2 separate regions of the Homo sapiens genome follow, and region 2 is linked to region 1. A link is a loop called in an ENCODE intact Hi-C map of the cell type or tissue named here. Cell type or tissue: PC-3. All regions are shown on one strand. Links, peaks and the distances in the headings refer to the core of each region. The heading gives the core; the rest is flanking DNA.

Evidence for each region. Peaks named below come from ENCODE experiments on the same cell type or tissue, not always from the same donor. Only the 100,000 strongest peaks of a DNase experiment are listed, where the experiment ranks them.
Region 2: a loop joins it to region 1, with 2.2 times the contacts of the local background. A loop is called at or near these places in 3 of 110 quality-filtered maps.

Annotation. Positions count from the first base shown.
Region 1 is chr2:138,269,792-138,280,140 of GRCh38, forward strand. It overlaps the pseudogene RPL15P5. Among named protein-coding and RNA genes, the nearest start is that of LINC01832, 170 kb to the left of the region's middle. RefSeq lists an enhancer at 1,523-2,196. In PC-3, for the core only: no CTCF peak of the experiment used is centred there; DNase peaks (open chromatin) are centred at 4,830 and 6,290; H3K4me3 peaks cover 1,824 bases; H3K27ac peaks cover 3,614 bases.
Region 2 is chr2:138,327,552-138,337,900 of GRCh38, forward strand. No RefSeq gene overlaps it. Among named protein-coding and RNA genes, the nearest start is that of SPOPL-DT, 170 kb to the right of the region's middle. RefSeq lists an enhancer at 6,365-6,464. In PC-3, for the core only: no CTCF peak of the experiment used is centred there; no DNase peak of the experiment used is centred there.

The DNA.
Region 1 (10,349 bases), core at 1,385-9,384:
AACAGCTCATTAGCACTACTTGACACTTTGTTAAATATTCCGTATAAATTCCTACTTTCATAGACAGGGTTTTCATTTTAATTAGTTTCCACTGGTGTAGCATTCTTTCCAGAAGGAATGTCATTGTGGTTTGGATTATGGATTGATTTATCAAGTAATGAAGGTTACTAACAAAAGACCATCCAGGCTTACATCATCTCTTTCCATACTTCTAATTCAGAACATCAAATAAGTTTAACTTTTCCATCTTATTTGCAATTATTTTCTTAAATTGTGTTTTGTCAAAAAGAAAAAAAAAAACTATGTTACTCATCCTTCTCTTACTTAACCTTGGATTACATTTCAAAATGATGATAATCAGCAAGCTGTAGAAAGTGGTATATTTATAGCAATATGGTAACCAACTTAATTAAGTAATATAAAAGATGTATTGAAATATCTGTGTTCTTTCTCTTGATTCAGATAATTTTCTTCATGATCTGAATTACAGATGGAATTACAGAAGGAATTACACGGCTTGATTACTTTTTAAAGTGATTATTGAGCTCTTCAGATATTTATTGGTTTCTCCGGATCAATTATCCACATTTATAAAGTGCTATATCTAATTGGCAATCTATTTCACTTACACTTTTTAAATTGCCCCATTGTTGGTCAAATCGTGTTTACCAGCACCAGACTCCATTATACAAAATAATTTTATTTCTAAGTAGTTTCCTTAAAGCTGTTTCTCTGATTATATATGACAACTTTGATAGACTACAGTCATCGTACAGACTGAAGCTGCCATAATCATTTTCTATATTATGGAATCAGTCTCTATTCTTTATAAATATGGATCATAGCAACCAGTTAAGACTTGTTTTGCTACAGCATGGTTTACATTGTAGGTAAACTCAAGTGAATAGCAAAACAATAATATTGAGAGTTCAATAGATAATGAAAACCTAGAAAATCCAGATTATTTAATAATAGAATCTTAGAATTAAATGAGATGACTTACGTTAGAATGAAATTATATAATCACATCAGTGATTATCTAGTACAGCTTCTAACTAAAGCAGAAATATCTTCTGGCATGTACTTGACAGGGGCTCATTATTTTTCATTTTTTATTTATTTATTGAGACAGGCTCTTCCTCTGTCACACAGGCTAGAGTGTAGTGACATGATCATGGCTCACTGCAGCCTTGACATCCTGGGCTCAAGCAATCCTCCCACTTCAGCTTCTGGAGTAGCTGGGACTACAGCTGGCTAGTTTTCCTATTTTTTGTAGAGACAGGGTCGCACTATGTTGCCTGGGCTGGTCTCAAGCCCGTGGCCTCAAGCAATTCTTCCACCTTGACTTCCCAAAATGCTGGGATTACAGGCGTGAGCCATCACATCTGGCCCCATTTTTCATTTAAACAAACTCGATGGTGTAAAAAATCACTTGCTTATAGGACATCTCATATCTTGAAGCATCAGAGAGGTATCACATCCACACAGGTGAACTGTAGCCTTCAGAGCCCGACAGTATATGTTCAAATTCCATTTCTACTGTTTCCTGACTGGAAAGATGGGCACATTTCATAACATCCTGGTACTTCGATTTTGTGATGTGTAAAGCGGATTTCTATAAACATTAAATTCGTGTGGTAGGAGTTATGAAGAAATTATTTTAGGCAGAGAGGAAAAGGGGTCCTTGGAATGTTTTTGTTTCTTTTTAAAGCAGCTCAAGAAACGTTTCTTATCTAGCAGAGAAGCCCTGGCTCTTAGGGGCGGCAACCTTTGATATGCAAATGCAGGCCATTAGAAACTGGGTCCACCCAACACGGTGATTCTCACCGTTGTCCTCTTGCCCTTGCCCCCACGTGTCCCTGGCAACATGGCTGCCCCCACATATCCCTAAGTATGGAGCCCTGCATTTGCATATTAAAAGGCTAGGGTGGAAAGGCCAATTTTTTCCCAGGCTACATGAATAACATGGCTGGTCAAACCAATCCCCTGAGTCCTATGCAAATCAGACACTGCCTCCTCCAGCCTCCTCATAAAACTGGCTGGTATCCTCGGCACATGGGCTCTCCTTTCTCGGCTTTGGAGCCCCTCACTCTGTCTCTGTACAGGGGAGTTTCTTTCTTCTTTCTTCTCCCTTCCTTCTTGCCTATTAAACTCTCTGCTCCTTAAAACCACTCCACATGTATCCATGTCATTTTATCTAATTCGACTCCAGACGAAAAACCCTGGTGTTCCTCCACTCACTGGAGCCGTATCATTAGTAAATATGAGTAAAGACACAGTTAATATTATATAAACACACAGAATACTCTCATGAATGCAATAATATTTGTTAGAAAATTATTTTATATGTAAACCTAAATCTGTCTCTCAGTACCTTCCACTCATTCCTTCTGGCTCTGACTCTAAAACCATGCTATGCAAAACGTATCCCTCTTCTGTATTTCCAGACTCAGTCTTCTGGGCCTTCTTTTCTTTAGGCAGAGTGTTACTAAAGGCCTAACATACATGAATACTGTCTTCAAGTCAGTGGAGTCCTAGACTAAGATTCACATGTTTCTTCGCTTTTTGGCTGATTCGCTGCAGCACTCTTTTTATTTTTTTCTTTTCAGTTTTACAGATCTTCAGCATATATCATATTTCTTCACAAACTTGATGTCTTTATTTTAACAAAAGTTTAACCACGAGTTTTAGGGTAAGAAAAGTATGCCATATATGCAATACATATGCACACACAAACACACACACATCACATACACATTGTTGCCTGTGTATCCCATAGAGTACACATTTCTGAAGCACTTTTTCCCTAGACCAGCTTCATCAAAATAAATAGTAAGTAACTTATCACTTCACTTTCAGAAAGCAGGGTTGTTTGCATTTCTTCAGTACTTCTACCAAGACTTCAAGAGGCCAGAGATACTGATCAGGCAGGAAATTACACAGAGGGAAAATAACATACATGAGTCCTAAAAATGTAGACTGTAAAGCATTCAATATGAAGGATGAAACCTACACTCTGTATCTACAGGTTCTTTAGTTTATGGATACAACTTGCTGTAATATGCCCTTTTTCCATTTGTTTATACAAGTTGATTCATATAATCTGTGTGCCTCAAATTTGCATAGAGACTTTGTTACTACTCTCCTATTAGCTGTAAGACTCTGTATCTAACCACCTCGGCAAAAATTGTGACAGTGAAAGTAATGTGACCTAATTTCATCTTGCTTGTGACCTTTAAGCTGCCCTTGCTCATTCCTGAGTGTAGGCCAAGCTAACTATGGGAGGAATTTAGTTTATAGCTTAACCTCAAAACAAAGATGATAATGTTACGGTGGGGCCGGGTGGGGTGGGGTGGGGCGGTGGGGGGAAGGAGAGGGGTCCTTGCTCCCAGAGCTCCCAAGATGGTGGTGGGCTGCTTCCAAGACGGTGGCAAGCCTTGTTTTTTCTGACCTGGGGTTCTTGGCCTCACGGATTCCAAGGAATGGAATCTTGGGCCATGCGGTGAGTGTTATAGCTCTATTAGAAGCCGTGGGTCACAGAAGAGAACCATTGAACCCAGAGACTAGTGTTCAGTTCAATTAGGATGAACCCGGGCACTCAGCTGTGCAGGAACAATGGCAAGCCTTTAGCCCAGTCAGGAGCAGCAATGGGCGCCTCCTGGATCAGGAGCACAGCAGACACCCTGCTGGATCCAGAGGGATGGAAATCAGCGGTGGGTCTGCGACATCGGCAAACAGCAGTGGTGGACGGCAAGCAAAAGCTCAGCTCCAGCCGTAACAAACACGGACCAGAAGAGAGTGCAGCTGCAAGATTTAATAGAGTGAAAACAGAGCTCCCATACAAAGGGAGGGGACCCAAAGAGGGTAGCTGTTGCCGGCTCGAATGCCTGGGTTTATATCCTGATCATTATCCCTCCAGCTTGCTCTCAGGCAATAGATGATTGGCTATTTCTTTACCTCCTGTTTTTGCCTAATTAGCTTTTTAGTGAGCTCTCTTTACCACCTGATTGGTGGGGTGTGAGCTAAGTTGCAAGTCCCGTGTTTAAAGGTGGATGTAGTCACCTTCCCAGCTAGGCTTAGGGATTCTTAGCCTAGGAAATCCAGCTAGTCCTGTCTTTCAATAACAGTCCCTTCCTAAAATAAACCCCTTCCTTCCTTGGGGATCAGACTTCCTTTGAAACTAACAAATTGGCCACAAGATTAGAAATTATGGCTCAGGAGTCATGCAGCCAGAGGCCACAAGATTCTTCACCTCCCCAGTTGCTCCCATAGGTAACATTGCTATTATAAAACCTAAGATTGGTGTTTGAGACATTTTTTCAGAGCCTGCATTGTGATGGACCAGCTGGCACCACCCAGGCTGGTAACCTGGTTTATCTGGTCTCAAAAGCTAAAGCTCCAACCCAGGAACTGACTCAGTACAAGAAGTCAAGCTCCTCTATAACTGCCCAAGGGGTTCACCTTGCCTGTTGCCTAGACGGAGCCAATTTATCAAGATAGGGGAATTGCAATAGAAAAAGAGTAATTCATGCAGAGCCCGCTGTGCAGGAGACCAGAATTTTATTATTACTCAAATCAGTCTCCCTGAGCATTCAGGGAGCAGAGTTTTTAAGGACAACTTAGTGGGTGGGGGAAACACAGTGAGCCAGGACTGCTGATTGGTCAGGGATGAAATCATAGGGAGACAAAGCTGTCTTCTTGCACTGAGTCAGTTCCTGGGTGGGGGCCACAAAATCAGATGAGCCACTTGATCAATCTGGGTGGTGCCAGGTGATCCATCAAGTGCAGGGTCTGCAAAATAGCTCAAGCACTGATCTTAGGAGCACTTTAGGGAGGGCCAGAATCATGTAGCCTCCAGCTTCATGAGTCATAAACCATAATTTCTAATCTTGTGGCTAATGTTAGCTCTACAAAGGCAATCTAGTCCCCAGGCAAGAAGGAAGTCTGCCCTGGGAAAGGGCTGTTACTGTCTTTGTCCTAAACTATAAGCTATAAACCAAGTTTCTCCCAAAGTAAGTTCAGCATACGCCCAGGAAAGAACACGGACAGCTTGGAGGTTAGAAACAGGATAGAGTTGATTAAGTTAGATCTATTTCACTGACTCAGCCATAATTTTGCAAATGTAGTTTCAGCTCCAACTCCCTGTGATTTCATCCCCAACCCAACTAATCAGTATTCCCCATTCCGTTGCCCTCTGCACACCAAACTATACTTAAAAATCCCTAGCCTCCAAATTTTTAGGGAGACTGATTTAAGCAATAATAAAATGCCTGTCCTTCAACTTAGGCAGTTCTGAGTTTACTAAACTCCTTCTCTATTGCAAAAGGCTGTTCTCAGTGCATCAGGTTTTCTGGGAAGCAGGCAAGATGAACACATCAGGTGATTACATATACAAGTTATTTAATTTCTTGCTGCCACTTCTGACAAATTATGTTTAGAAACAAGCCTTCTTACCTCATAGAACTTGGGTTATCATAAGCAAAAGAAACTTTGAAATTTTGAAATTGTAAGCAGACAGGGAAGGTCTCCAGGGATTATAGGAATTTAATCAACTTTAGCAATCAGCCTGTTTTACTGCCTTCTGCCCTGAAGTCTGTTTTTTTCCAAACCCTATGTGGAATGCAGTTACCTTGTTGATTGGAACCAGCTCCTGACAGACCCCAGCAACTTATAGATGAGTCTGAGTGAACTTCCCTTGTTACCATGCTGAAGTCTCCACCTGGGAGAAGCAGTAGCTTCATTACCTTAACATGCAACCTGTGAACTGGCATAATCACTGGCTGCTTCTGCACAACTGGAACCCCTCCTCTACATGTGGTGACGCACCCTCTCCCTATATATTGCCCCATATAATCCTCTTGTCACTTTCCCTCGAGGAGACAGTGCTTTGGAGAATACTCTCAGTGTTCTCCTTACTTGGGCCAGGTAATAAAACTCCTATTGATCAAAACCTTCATTCTTGTGGAGAGTTATTTGTTATCAGGCAAATAAACCCTGTTTTTTGGGGAAAAACAAAATTACTCTAAAACCATAAAGTAAAAAATAAAATAAAAAATTATCAAGACAATAGCTGTTAACAGTTCTGAGAAGATTCGCGAGATTCAGGGGTTTTTGAACTTTTTTTTTAATCATCTAGAATATTTGGGTATACCTAGTAGTTTCTTTCCACAGCATTCAAACACAGGATCTGGGAAAGTAACCTGTATCAGATTTGTTAGATTTTTCTCTAGCTCTCAGAGGGCAAGAACTAAGCCTTCTCGTCAGGGAACTTCCACAAAAGTAAATATTTGATCATGATAATTAAATAAATGTGTAACCCAAGAGTCAAAAACGTGAATCATCAGCATAATAGCTCTGTGCTGCTTCTACCTCTAGTCTGAGAAAATCCACCTTGAAATATTAAAATTGTAAGCAGACAGGGAAGGTCTGCTTACAATAAAAAAAAATTAGGATTTTTTTTATTACAAAAAGACTAATATTAAACTGTAGGAGCAAAAGGAATTTCCTTCCCTCCCTTTTCTGAAGGTTTGATAACTTTATTCTATAAACCAAACTTAAAATAGACAGATTAACAGGAGAAGGGCACACAAATATATTTATACATACATGAACATAGGAGCCTTGCAAACATGAAATTCAAAGGACAGAACAGATGGCTGAAGTTTTTACACCATCCTGAGGGGACAGAAAGATTAGGGGCTTGAGGCTTCTAGAGGAGGGAGGAGGTGGCATTCCAAGAGAATGATGGGAGGAAAGCATGGTGTGAAAACAAGTAATTCAGAATCTAAGCTGTTGGAACTTTCAGATATTTTGAGCCTTAAGGGAATGTGATTATGGGACCTGAGTCATGTGACAGGCAGTTGTAACGCAGGCAGCTGTAATCTTTGTTGTTTTGGTTATCAATTAGCCTTTTCTTTACCTACAGTGTTTTATAAAATGTGGTAAATGACAGAAGGTTGCCAGAGAAGACCCCTTCCCTGTTCACTGTTGATCTTCATTGTAGATTAACTTTCCTCTTTCCTCTCTTACACAAAGACTTCATTACTGTCACATTGTCTAAGATGGAACATTAAATATGCTTTTAAATTGGAAAGGATATGAAAACAAGCTGTTAAAAAAAAGTTAGTTGTAACTCATAAACGAGGCTTATATAGAAAATGTTATAATCCTACTAACTGTCCTTGTTTTCTGCTAATATAAGGAAGAACTTAACTTTTAACTTCAGAGCACTGACCCCATTTCTCAGGAGTCCATGTTTCTTGGATAGTTATTCTCAGCTTTTCACTTAAATAAACTTTTTAAAATTGGGTTCTGATCCTGTCAATTATTTCAGGTTGACAATGGCAAGCAAAGTTTTTCTTATTATGCAGATGAAAGCTCATTGGTAGCAGCTCTTGGTATAGATAGGAGCCTGAGGAAAAAGTTTTAGTCTCCTTTGTTTGTGAGTTAATCTTTTCTAGATGTGGATAAAGGCAGATAAGGGATGGGGCTCAGAGAAAGCCTGTTTGTATTCACTGTCAACTTCACTTATGTAGATTTCCTCTACAGTTGCAAATCTTCCTCACAAAAGGACAGCTTGTAAAAGGTATTCCTATGGTCTGCAGCCTCTCTGAATAGCCACATCAAAATATATTAAAGACATATATTTGAAAGTGGTGTATTTTGGTTTCCTTCAGAATCAAAACACATTAATATTTTTAGGATATAAGAGAATTGCCACTATGCAGTAATCCCTATAGTACTTTGGCAATGATAGGAATATTATTGCCTGTGATGCTACACCTTACTTTTGCTCTCTTTATCTTATGGCACTTGGTGAGCCTTCAGAAGGTTTAAATGAAAAATTGAAAGCAGATGGCCCTTTAAGAGAGACTTTATGTATTAAAAAAATTTTATTTATTTAAAAGAGACTATTGCTTCTGCTATTTCAAGCCACCTTGAAGGGAAGCCTGAACAGTCGATCAACCTGTTGATGGAATGCCAATTTTATTACCATAAAGTAGTGCCTCAGGAAAAACTAATCAGAACTTTCATGAGAAATGCCCCAGATACTCTAGGGTCTATAGTAGCAGAGATCCCTAAACCAATGTTATTTGTTGTGGTTCATTGGCAAGCATTATCTTTAATGAGCTGGGTGAAGGTTTCCAATGTTCTGTATGTGTTTTCACTATGAATGAGACAGGGTTTCACCATCACTTTTTCATCCAAAAGAGATTCATTCATGCCATAAACATACTAGGCACAGGTGATAGAATGGTGGATACATAGGCACAATCTCTCTTCCAGTGAAGTTTATGAAATAATAAAGTGGCAGTTCCCAAAGCTGGGTTCTGGATCAATAACTAAGTTGTTAGAAAAGAAATTTCTCAGGCCCCACTCCAGCCAGACTTCCTGAATCAGTAACTCTGAGGATGGTGCCCAGCAGTCTTTCTTTTTTCTTTCTTTCTTTTTTTTTTTTTTTTTTTGAAACAGAGTCTCACTCTGTTGCCATGCTGGAGTGCAGTGGTGCGATCTCGGCTCACTGCAACCTCCATCTCCAGGTTCAAGAGATTCTCCTGCCTCAGCCTCCCGAGTAGCTGGGACTGTAGGTGTGCACCACCACGACCAGTTAATTTTTGTATTTTTAGTAGAGACGAGGTTTCACCATGTTAGCCAGGATGGTCTTGATCTCTTGACCTCGTGATCCACCCGCCTAGGCCTCAGCAGTCTTTTTTTAAGAGCTTCCAGGTGGGGAGTAAGACTCTTTCCTTTCTGTCTGGTGGCAGCCATCAGGTAGGCCAAGATAGGTGCTTACAAGTACATCCAGGAGCTGTGGAGAAAGAAGCAGTCTGATGTCATGCACTTTCTTCTGAGGGTCCGCTGCTGGCAGTACCCTGCTCTCCACAGGGCTGGCACAGAGTGGCAGCTCTCTGCTCTCCACAGGGCTCCCCGCTCCACCCAGCCCGATAAAGCATGCCGACTGGGCTACAAAGCCAAGCAAGGTTACATTATATATAGGATTTGTGTTCGCCGTGGTGGCTGGAAATGCCCAGTTCCTAAGGCTGTAACTTAACGGCAAGCCTGTCCATCATGGAGTTAACTAGTTAAAGTTTGCCCAAAGTCTTCAGTCCGTTGCAGAGGAGCAAGCTGGACACCACTGTGGGGCTCTAAGAGTCCTGAATTCGTACTGGGTTGGTGAAGATTCCACATACAAATTTTTTGAGGTTATCCTCATTGATCCATTCCATAAAGCTATCAGAAGAAATCCTGACACCCAGTGGATCACCAAACCAGTCCACAAGCACAGGGAAATGCGTGGGCTGACATCTGCAGGCTGAAAGAGCCGCCGCCTTGGAAAGGGCCATAAGTTCCACCACACTATTGGTAGTTCTTGCTGCGCAGCTTGGAGAAGGTGCAATACTCTCCAGCTCCACCGTTACCACTAATATAAGTAAAGTTTGTAAAATTCATACCTAATAAACAATTTAGGGCAGTCATGTCTGCTTACAGGTGTTATTTGTTTGTTAAAACTAGTCTGCAGATTGTTTCATGAATGCTTTGTCAAATTATGAAAGTTAAAGTGCAATAATGTTTGAAGACTGTAAGTGATGGTGTATCTTATTTCTAATATGATAAACTTTTTGTTTTTGCTTTATCTTATTAGGGAGTTATATGTCAGTGGTGTTATGATAGGTTCAAAATAAATTCTTTAAAAGAGGAGTCAAAAAAAAAAAGCTTCCAGGTGATCTGAGACAGGTGCCACTGAAACAATGAAACTAGATATTGAACAAAACATTACAATGTTGTCAATGTAATTAGCAAGAAGAGGAAACCCTTACATCTAAAACACTGGTTTTCAACCACAGCTCTACATAGAAAGATCACTCAGGAAGCTTTAAAAGAATATCTAAGCTGAGAATTCAACCCCAGGGTTTTGCCTGGACTAAGAACTCAAGCATCATTATTCTTAAGAAGATCTCCAGGTGAATCTCATGTGTATCAAAGTTTGAAAAGCATTCAGCTTTGCAACTCAAACTGTGGTCCATGGTCCAGATGCATCATATCACCAGGAAGCTTGTTAGAACGGCAGAATCTCAGGCTCCATCCCAGACCCACTGAACCAGAACCAGCATTTTTAACAAGACCCCCAGGTGATTGCTATATGCATTAAGGCATGAAACACTGGTTTAAAGAGTTTGTGATTAATTCCTCTCTTCTGAGGCATCTGTGCCCCTAATATGAAGTAATAGCACACACATTATCTATCACAGCCTGAGTGTGGTGTGATGTGCCTAGGGCATCTTTGGTTTGTCATGAAACATTTTTTGTGGTTTGTTCAATGCCTGAGAAGAGTTCTCTGGGCATATAAA
Region 2 (10,349 bases), core at 1,248-9,247, 58 kb after region 1:
TGTTAAGTGGTCAATGCTTCCCAATTTCATGTACAAATTCAATGAAATTCCAATCAAAACCTTACCAAGTTATTTTGCAGATATCAACAATTGATTTCAAAGTTTACATTGAGAGACAAAAGACCCCAAATAGCCAGCACAATATTGAAGAAGAATAAAGTTGGAGGACTGATAGCTACTCAATTTCAAAGCTTATTAAGCTTATTATAAAGCTACAGTAATCAAGACAGTGAGGTAATAGTGAAAGGACAGACAAACAGATCAATGGAATTGAATAGATAAGCAAGAAATGCTCATGTTTGATAAATGTACAAAGGCAATTCAATGGAAAAAGAATAGTCTTTTTAACAAAGAGTGCTGGAACAACTGAAAATCAACATGCAAAAAAAATACTAATTGTAGACGTAGACCTTACACTTTTCACAAAAATTAACTCAAAATGTATCACATCCCTAGGTGTAAAATGCAAAACTATAAAACTCCAGGATGATAAAAGAAAATCCAGATGACCTTAGGTTTGGCAAAGACTTTTTAGATAAAAATCCAAAACATGATTCATAAAAGAAAACATTAAGAAATCAGACTTCAGTGAAATTCAAAACTTCTGCTCTGCAATAGATACTGTCAAGACAATGGAAAGACAAACCACAGACTAGGAGAAAATATTTCCAAAAGCCATATTTAATGAAGGGCTTTAACCCAAAAACATACAAAGAACTATTAAAACTCAACAGTAAAACAAATAAACAAACCAACCAGTTTAAAAAATGGCCAAGGCTGGGTGCGATGGCTCATGCCTGTAATCCCAGTACTATGGGAGGCCAAGGCGGGAGGTTCAAGAGGTCAGGAGTTCGAGACCAGTCTGGCCAATATGGTGAAATCCCGTCTCTACCAAAAATACAAAAATTGGCCAGGTGTGGTGGTGCACAGCTGTAGTCCCAGCTACACGGGAGGCTGAGGCAGAATAATCGCTTGAACCCAGGAGGCAGAGGTTGCAGTGAGCTGAGATCAAACCACTGCACTCCAGCCTGGGCAACAGAGAGAGACTCCGTCTCAAAAAATAATAATAATAAATAAATAAAAATAAAATAAAATAAAAATAGCCAAAATATCTGAATAGAATCCCCACCAAAAAAGAGGAAAAGATGTTCCACATCATACGTTATTAGGAAAATGCTAATCAAAATGACAATGGCTAAACTTCAAAACACACATGACACCAAATGTTAACCAGGAGCAACAGGAACTCTCATTGTTTGTTGGCGTGACTGCAAAACAGTACAGCCACTCTGAAAGACAGTTTGACAATTTCTTACAAAATTAAACATACTCTTACACAAAATCCAGCAATAGCATTCCTTAATATTTACCTAAATGAGTTGAAAACTTATATCCACATAAAAAGTTGCATGTGAATGATTATAGTAGATTTATTCATAATTGGCAAAACTTGGAAGAAACCAACATATCATTCAGTAGGTGAATGGATAAATGAATTATGGGTACAGTCACACAATAGAATATAATTCAGAACTAAAAAAAACAAAATGAGGTATCAAGCCTTTAAAAGTGTGGCAGAACCTTAAATTCATATTGCTGAGTGAAAGAAGCCAATCTCAAAAGGTACATACTGTATGATTCTAACTATATGACATTCTGGTATAGGCAAAACTATGGAGACAGCAAAAAGATCAATGTTTCCAGAGGTTGGGTAGGGGGAGACATGAATAGCTGTAGCACAGAGGGGTTTTAGAGCAGTGAAACTACTCTGTATGATACTATAATGACAGATTCATGTCATTGTATAGCTGTCAGACTGGTATAATGTACAACACCAAGAGTGAATCCTAATGTAAACTATGTACTCTGGTTGATAATGATGCGTCAATATTGGTTCATTGATTGTAACAAATGTACCGCTCTGGTGCCCCGAGTTGTTAGTGGGGAAGATTGGGGTGGGGGATGAAATGTAGAAACTCTCTACTTTCTCCTCAGTTTTTCTGTAAGCCTAAGAGTCATGTAAAAAAATAAAGACTATTCATTTTTAAATACATAAATAAAGCAAAGAGAAAAAAGAATGAGAGTAGACAGGAGATTTATGGTTCTGTCTGTAAAATCAAATGGAGGGTCAAAGAAGAAAAACTGGGAAGAAATCCAGCAGTCAGGAGCATGAGAAGCACAAAAGAGACTAAAGAGTCAGCGATTTCAAATAAGGTCAAGCAGTTAGCACAGGTCATTCTTGCAGAAACCTCTGTGGCATTGCTGCCCACTTCAAGAATGACAGAGAAGACCTCTGACCTCTGGGAAGAAAACCAGAGTGAGGAGCATTTAAGTAGCAATTGAAGACAAGCTTATATAAATAAGAAGGTATTTATCTAAGCCAATTTGTAGTATTCACTTAAAAATTCCTTTGTAATATGTAAATGTAGGTAATTAGTGGTTAACATGTATCTAGTTTTTTAATAGTTGTGATTAAGTGATTTTATTAAAGATACTATAATTTTCTTTCTCATAAGCATTGGATATCTTAACCCTCTGTTTATCTCTTGGACTTACGCTAACCTTACAAGGGCCATTTGGGAGAATGTTACCAAAATTGCAGGAAAGCATTTTGTTTGAGGTGCCCGAACTAGTTTCTTGCAACTAGCCCTAGCATATTTTAATTTAGATTTCTTTATTTTGTCTTTTATCCAACAGAGAAACATTGTGCATCCAGTTTTCTAAGCTCTGAGCTTCACCAGTTATTCCTCTGCCTGTTCTGCCTGTAGCTAAACCCTCCAGCTTGCCGTCTAATAGTAACTTCATTACATTTAAGAAAACCCTGAGATTGAAGATGGCTAGTTGCAAGAAGATTTATCTGTTTATCTGAATAGTAATAAGCAAATCTGACATTGAATCCATCTCCTGACTTGCTTAAAGAATAACATAATAGATTCTGATGCCGGCAGTATAAAGCTTTCAGTTAAACCTATTCACATTGTGTGTGTGAGCACACGTGTGTATGGTCGTGTGTGTATGTGCATGAGCTTTCATGTATATTCTACAATGGGCACACAAATAGATCAATCCCTACTGATCTTTATCACAGGCCTGGGAAGGTATGAGACCAGCCTCATTCTGATAGGGTAAGTTTGGGTGATGAAAGCTTCAGAGTGAATCAGGAACCTTGGTCCCAAAGGTCTGGCTAAGAGCTATAATGTGAATGGGAATGGCTAGCAAGAGAGGGAGGAAAGCAGGGAGTGTGAAAATTTAGTGCATATAGAAAAGAGAATTAGGGGACAATACAGTGTCCAGTTTCATCCAAAATCTCTGTGCGATCACAGAACTTGTAAAATCTCTCAGAGTCATCAGGAGGAAGTAACACAATATCAGGACAACACTGGCAGTAAGATGTTACATGCCGAGAGGAAGACCATGTAGGAATCCAAGCCGATTAGAAAGGAATACTGGCAGATGCCCCAAGTCAGGGTGGAGGGCTTGCAGGGAAGTATTTGTGGGACCATCCATAGGAGCATTAAGAGGGTGGTGCAGAGTCTTTAAGGAAACTGGAGGTCTTGGTCTGCTAGGTAACATTAAATATGACTTAGAAGAGGTGCCAGGGAAGCTTCTCTGAAAGCAAACCTTAGGACAGCCTTTTCAGGTCAAAGCTCATGTTTACACAAGGCAATAATGAATGCTCTTTTTTTTTTACATGTCTTTCTGTAGAAATATATTTTTATTTCTTTTGCATAAATAGCTAGGAGTGGAAATAATGGATTGCATTGTAAGTGCTTATTTAATTTTGCAACAATGCCAAGCCATCGGCTTCAGGAGCAGCATCACTTTTCACTATTATTAAAAGAGCACAAGGGTTCCAGTGGCTCCATTTCCTCACCAACACCTGCCATTGCCAGTCTTTCCAATTTTAGCCATTTTAGTGGTGTGAAGAGGCATCTCATCATGGTTTTAATTTGGATTTCTCTAATGACTAATGATGTTGAGCACCTTTCCATGTGCTTATTGGCCAGTTGCATTGGGATTCCTCTAATTATAGTAATATCCACCTGTAAGAGATAGAAACTCATGTAGGGGGTGGAAACCTGTTTCTTTTCTTTCTTTTTTAAAGCCTCTTAGAACTTGTTTTATTTTTTATTTTTCAATTAATTTTTTTTATTTTCATAGTTTATTGGGAAACAGGTGGTGTTTGGTTACATAAGTTATTTAGTATTCATGAGATTCATGAGATTTTGGTGTACCCACCACCTGAGCAGTATACACTGCACACAATTTGTAGTCTTTTATCCCTGGCCCCCTTCCCACCCTTTACCCCTAAGTTCCCAAAGTCCATTGTGTCATTCTTAGGCCTTTGCATTCTCATAGCTTAGCTCCCACTTATGAGTGAGAACATATGATGTTTGGTTTTCCATTCCTGAGTTACTTCACTTAGAATAACACTCTCCAATTTCATCCAGGTCACTGTGAATGCAATTAATTCATTCATTTTTATGGCCGAGTAGTATTCCATCATTCATATTTATCACAGTTTCTTTATCCACTCGTTGGTTGATGGGCATTTGGGTTGATTCCACATTTTTGCAGTTGCGAATTGTGCTGCTATAAACATGCATGTTCAAGTATATGTTTTGTATAATGACTTCTTTTCTTCTGGGTAGAAACCCAGTCGTGAAATTGCTAGATTAAATGGTAGTTCTACTTTTAGTTCTTTAAGGAATATCTACTGTTTTCCATAGTGATTGTACTAGTTTATATTCCCATCAGCAGTATAGAAGTGTTCCCTGTTCACCGCATCCACACCAACATCTATTGTTTTTTGATTTTTTAATTTATTTTTTGATTATGGCCATGCTTGCAGGAGTGTAAGGTGGTATTGCATTGTGATTTTGATTTGCATTTCCCTAATCATTAGTGATGTTGACCTAATACTCAACATCCAAGTATAAGAATCTAAGTATAAGAAAGGCCACCTCACCAACAGGTACAACACCTCTTGCCTTCTGTATCTCTGCTTTATCTAAAGTCTGAACCCAGGAAGAGTCAGAATTAATTAAAAGGCTAACTATATAAAGAACAATATTTTGACAATTAGCAAGACTTGAATAAGGTCTATAGATTAGATAATAATACTGTATCAAAGTTAATTTTCCAACTTTAATAATTGCACTGTGGTTTTATAAGAGAAAATCTTTGTCTTAAGCGATATGCACCAAAGTATTTAGGGATAAAGAGGTACCATATTTGCAACTTTTAAATGTTTATTAAAAATATATGAGGTGGGAGAGACAAGGAAAAGGAGAATGATGAAACAAATGTGGCAAAATATTAACAGTCAAGGCACCTAGGTAAAGGTTATGCAGAAGTTCCGTGTTTCTTGCAACTACTCTAAGTTTGAGGTAATTTCAAAACATAAAGTTATTATAAAAAGTCTTTGTCAACAACAAAAAAGATATAAATAGAGCTATTCTTATTTGTAGAATGGAGGCTTCTTAAGCTTTAGGACCCAAGTGATGTTGAAAATGTGGCATGCTCACTGCAAAATACACTCTACCTCCCACCCAGCATCCTTAATTTTATGGCTATCATTTCTAGAGGTTAAATTTTTTTCAGAAATCTCTGTGAAAAGGTAAACATGTCTTATTTGGAAGGGTACTGCCTTAATCTCTTCTCATTGTCTAAGTGAAAGAAAGCATGACTCTAAGGAATTTTTTTCTCTCTGGCTTTTTTGAGACTAACCCAACCAAAAGCCTTGTCCCTCTTTTCATGAATGTAGATTTTGCTTTCATTAGTTGTATAAAATCACATTAAACTCCCTCTGGGAGAACAGTAACATTTAATGTCAAAATAATTTCTTTTGACTGATATATCATGTTTCTAGAAAAAGGCTCAAAAATTTTGTTTGTGATTCTCAGCAGACAATAATACTTATAGTCTGGTGTATTAGCCACAGTCATTTTTTGTGCTAAGTCCAGTAGGGATTTGGTATTGGATTCCTACTTAAGTGAAAATCACGATGCTGATTTTTTTGAATCATTTGCTTTGTGTTTCACATTTTAATGTAACACATTTATTGAGACTTTATCCAATGGTAAGAAATTCACAGATAAAAATATTACACATATCCTATAGGTGCTTGCAGAAAGACCCTTTCATTTTCACTCCAGTATTCCAGCCTGAGTCTGGAAAATAAAAACCTCTATCACTTCATAATTTCTACCCACTCTTGAAAGGATGGTTGACATCTCATTGGTGGAGCTGAAAAACAGTTGAGCCTGTTCAACTTGGGGCCTTTCTCCTTTCTCTATTCAGATTAACTAGGGTGAGTGCATTCTTCTCTGTTCCTATTTCAGGGAGCAACCACCCATAGGTCCGGAGTTAGACTCACTTGCTAGAGGCAGTTCTGAAGGTCCATCTCATTCTCTGTTTGAAGACTCAGAGATATAAAGCAACAGTCCTCAGTGATTATATCTGCTCTGGAAAGACCACTATAGCCTTTCCAATAATAAAAACAATAGTCCATTAACTATCTTTCTGATTCTTTTATAATTTACATAAATTTGTTCAGAACTCCAAAGAGGAAGAGTGCTATTTACTGGCCCCTTAAAATAACAACATTCTTATAGCTTAGTTTTTCTACTTTCATATTTGTGGTCTTTCTTTTTGTGAATTCACACTGCACTGACTGAGGTTTAAAGGCAACTTAGATTTCTACTAGGAATTGGTAATTAATAAAACTTCTACTTTTATTCCAAAACAAACTAAGTATTCATTATCTGATGAGTATGTGTTTATTACCGGGCATTAGTGGCCATTAGGAAATGCAGTCCTTTCATTTCAGAAGGCTTCGTTTGAACTTCACAAATCACATTACAAACTCTGTCAACACCTTCAACTTTCTGATGAAGTCAATAAATAGAGAAACTGGACTGGGACAGGACCTAGCCCGGCTTGGAAGGTCAGATGCAAAGTGGAGCAGCCTGGGTCTGGAAGAGACTCAATCACTGCAGGCAGCAGAGCCAGAGGAGCTGACCCAGCAACCAAAACTGTCTCCCTCCAGGAGGCTAGTGGCTATTAGGAGAGTTCCTTCTTTATTCTTTTGAAATTTGTATTATGATAAAGAGAGATAAAGTCTGAGAATGTTGCCAATCTAAAGGGAACAAAACAAATAAACAAGAAGTCAATCCAGTGAACTGAATTCTGGTCATACCATTAGACTTCTAAATCAAGCTGTGATCCTTGGTGTTTTTGTTAGGAGAGCCATTAAATACACTATCTTAAGGAAGTCATGGTAGGCTTTCTCCAATTTGTGCTTGAATAAATATTAGCTGATCGAGAAAATCTACTTATGCTTTTCAATTTTCTTTACTTTAGGCATAAGGTAAATGCTGTAATGGTATATCATTCAGTTTGAAACAGAAAAATAAAAATTATACTAAGTGTTTAAACCAGAGGAAACAATACAGGGAATCAATCCCCCACGTGATGAAAGAGCTAAAAGATGACCAGGGGATGGTGAGGCAACCTACAAATGAGCAGCAGCAGGCAGCCTGGAGGAGGCTGTTCACTAGAGCCCAAAGGCCAGGGTTGTCTGACAGAATTTGAAATACAGCAGATCCATCAATGAAATCCAGAGCCATGGAGAGACTCAGACACTGAGAGGGATGCTGCCTGAGTCACACAGATGGGGGAAAGACCCTGGCTCTTCCCCTTCACTCTCCCTCTGACCTTCTGTCTGTGACTCCCTTTGGCTAAACCCATGTAATCAGCTGATACAGGGAGGGCCCAAAAACACAGCCTGCAAGGATTGCTCTCCCTGCAAGCCCTCATCTAGTGATACTAAGTAAAGCAAGAAGGGATCTGAAAGCAAACAAGCTAAAACTCTGCACAAGCAGTGTTTGTAAATTAGCAAATATCCCATCTTGAAAGTGTTAAATGTTTATTCCAGTGCTTTCTAACCAGAAGAATGGAGGATACAAGAAGTATTTGCTCACCATGTCCATTCTGTTCCTCATTTCTTCCTCCCAAACCATAAGGAATAAAGAAAATGGGTGTTTTTTTTTTTTAAAGATCTCCAAATAATTCAGATTACACTTTTATTGTTCCTCATTCCTTCATCTTTCTTACCTGGAAACAAGGCTCTACCTCAAGTCAAAATTCAAAATGGTATGCTTAAATGGTAATATTCTTAATGATTTTCCCTTCTTTCCTACTTTAAAATTGGGAGGAACAAAACACTCTAACAAATGAACAAACCACAAAAAAATGTTTTCTATTCTAGGAATTCCAAGACCACTAAACCAACATTAATTCTTAATTATAGGTTCAAATATGAGAATTTATAAAACTAAAAGGAGACAAAATTTAAAGAAAACACAGTGGCTTTATGTGATACATCAAAACCTTTTTAAGTATGACTTTTAGTATGAGTTAAATGGATTTCTGTTTTAGAAAGTAAAAATGACACTCTGCCTGACCTCTCAGTCCATAATAGCATTCCTTGGCACCATCTATAATGATTTTGTCCCAACTCTACCTATAATACTATAAAGTGGAGGCAGCAGAACCTAGGTCTGAAACTAGGGAATAATTAGTTCTATCCATGAGTGGAGATTTTATGAGTTCAGTAAATGAGGAGTGTCTGGTTGAGTACTTAGGAGGAAAGGGGGAATTTGATGTAGTGAAGTCATAATATACTACATATCCGGAACCTTCTCAGGAATCTAAAGGTCATCTGCCTTTCAGTCCCCAAGAAATACAACCCTGCAGAAACCTCCCTGGCCATTTACAACCTGCCTGGCTCAGCTTTCCCTCAGGGCCTGAAGGATTGCCCCATCTGCCAACTCAGGCAGCCAGACTATCCTGAGGCCTTTTCTAAATCCTTGATATACGATCTCACCTGTCCTGCATGGAATATGAGGCTAAAATATTATCAGAGAATGTGCCCAGGCTGCAGCAGTCAGATTTAACCCCTGTTCTGGGAGGTGATATTTGGGAAGGTAATTAAGGACTGAATAATAGGCTTCCTCATATGACCATGAGAGTCACCTCTGAGAATTTAGAAACCTAAAGTCCAGTGTGATGAGACGCAATCAGGGACAGGAGAGAGTTTCAGACATTAAGGGGCTCTGACAAAGCTTTTCCAACAACCCCTTCCCTATCACCCAGAAAGAATTCATTGGGATGCCCAAATCTGATGTCAGCTATTCCCTGGGGACATCGGAATGCTCTCAAGATGCAATGAGGATGCATAGTGAGCAGCTAAAACACCCCTGAAGATCCTTATTTCTTTCTTATATTGGTGTTATCAATCTATTTATTCATTTATTCTCTTGGCACTGTCTTCCTTTTCTCTCCATCCTTCTCTTTCTATACAAATAGATTTGAACCACAAATGAACAAAATTGAAAAGTATTTTCCAGGTTAACAAAGTTCTCTCCCCGTAGAATTTTATACTTTGATGTGCTGCCCTCTGTCTGATGTTTAGTGTTTTCCATAATGATGAAGTCATCTTTCCAACTGCAAAGTCATTTGATAACCCAGCCAATTACCTTAAATTTTTAATTTTTAATTTTTTAATTTTTAAAGTTGTTTATTAGCCAATAATTGACTGATTAATAATTTCCACCTTGTTCTACAATTGATTTAATGTGCTTTATAAGGACATGTATATTTTAAGATATAAATTAAATATATGTAAGAAAAAAGAAAGCAAAACAAGAATAAGATATAAAATTGAGCAAGAATTGAAGTGAATACACACACACACACACATAAATAAACATTGAGATCAAAATAATCACATTCCAGTAGGTAGCTTAGAAGTTTATATGTAAGCTTTAGAAAACATAAAATTGCAAACATGGTCAGTTGAACCATTAAAAAATGTATATGGTCCATTAGACAAATGCAACCCATCCTGACATAAAACCTGAAATAAAATCCCCTCATGTAATGTAATTAAAAATTTATCAATAACTAGCTTACAGAAAACACAATTGCAATATTTTAGGGACATTTTCTATAATATTCCTAGATATAAACCAATGTCATCGTGACGAAGTCCAATTCCACCAGAGAGATACAGCAGGTTCACAGTTACAGGAATTAGCTCTGTGCTGGAATAAATTATTAAAGTAACAGATTTCAGAGCACGTGGAGGTAAAAATGTACTGCTTAAGTATAGTTAAGCAAATAACAAATCTTTATTACAGAGTGCTTCTCTCAGCTAAGCTTTGACAGCTGTAAGGAGTAAATGGTTTACTATACGGTCTCTCAACTACTACTCTTGTGTTTTTAGTTAAAAACCAGCCTTCATGCCTTGATATTAAAGCTAGGGTTTTATAAGACAGCACTCT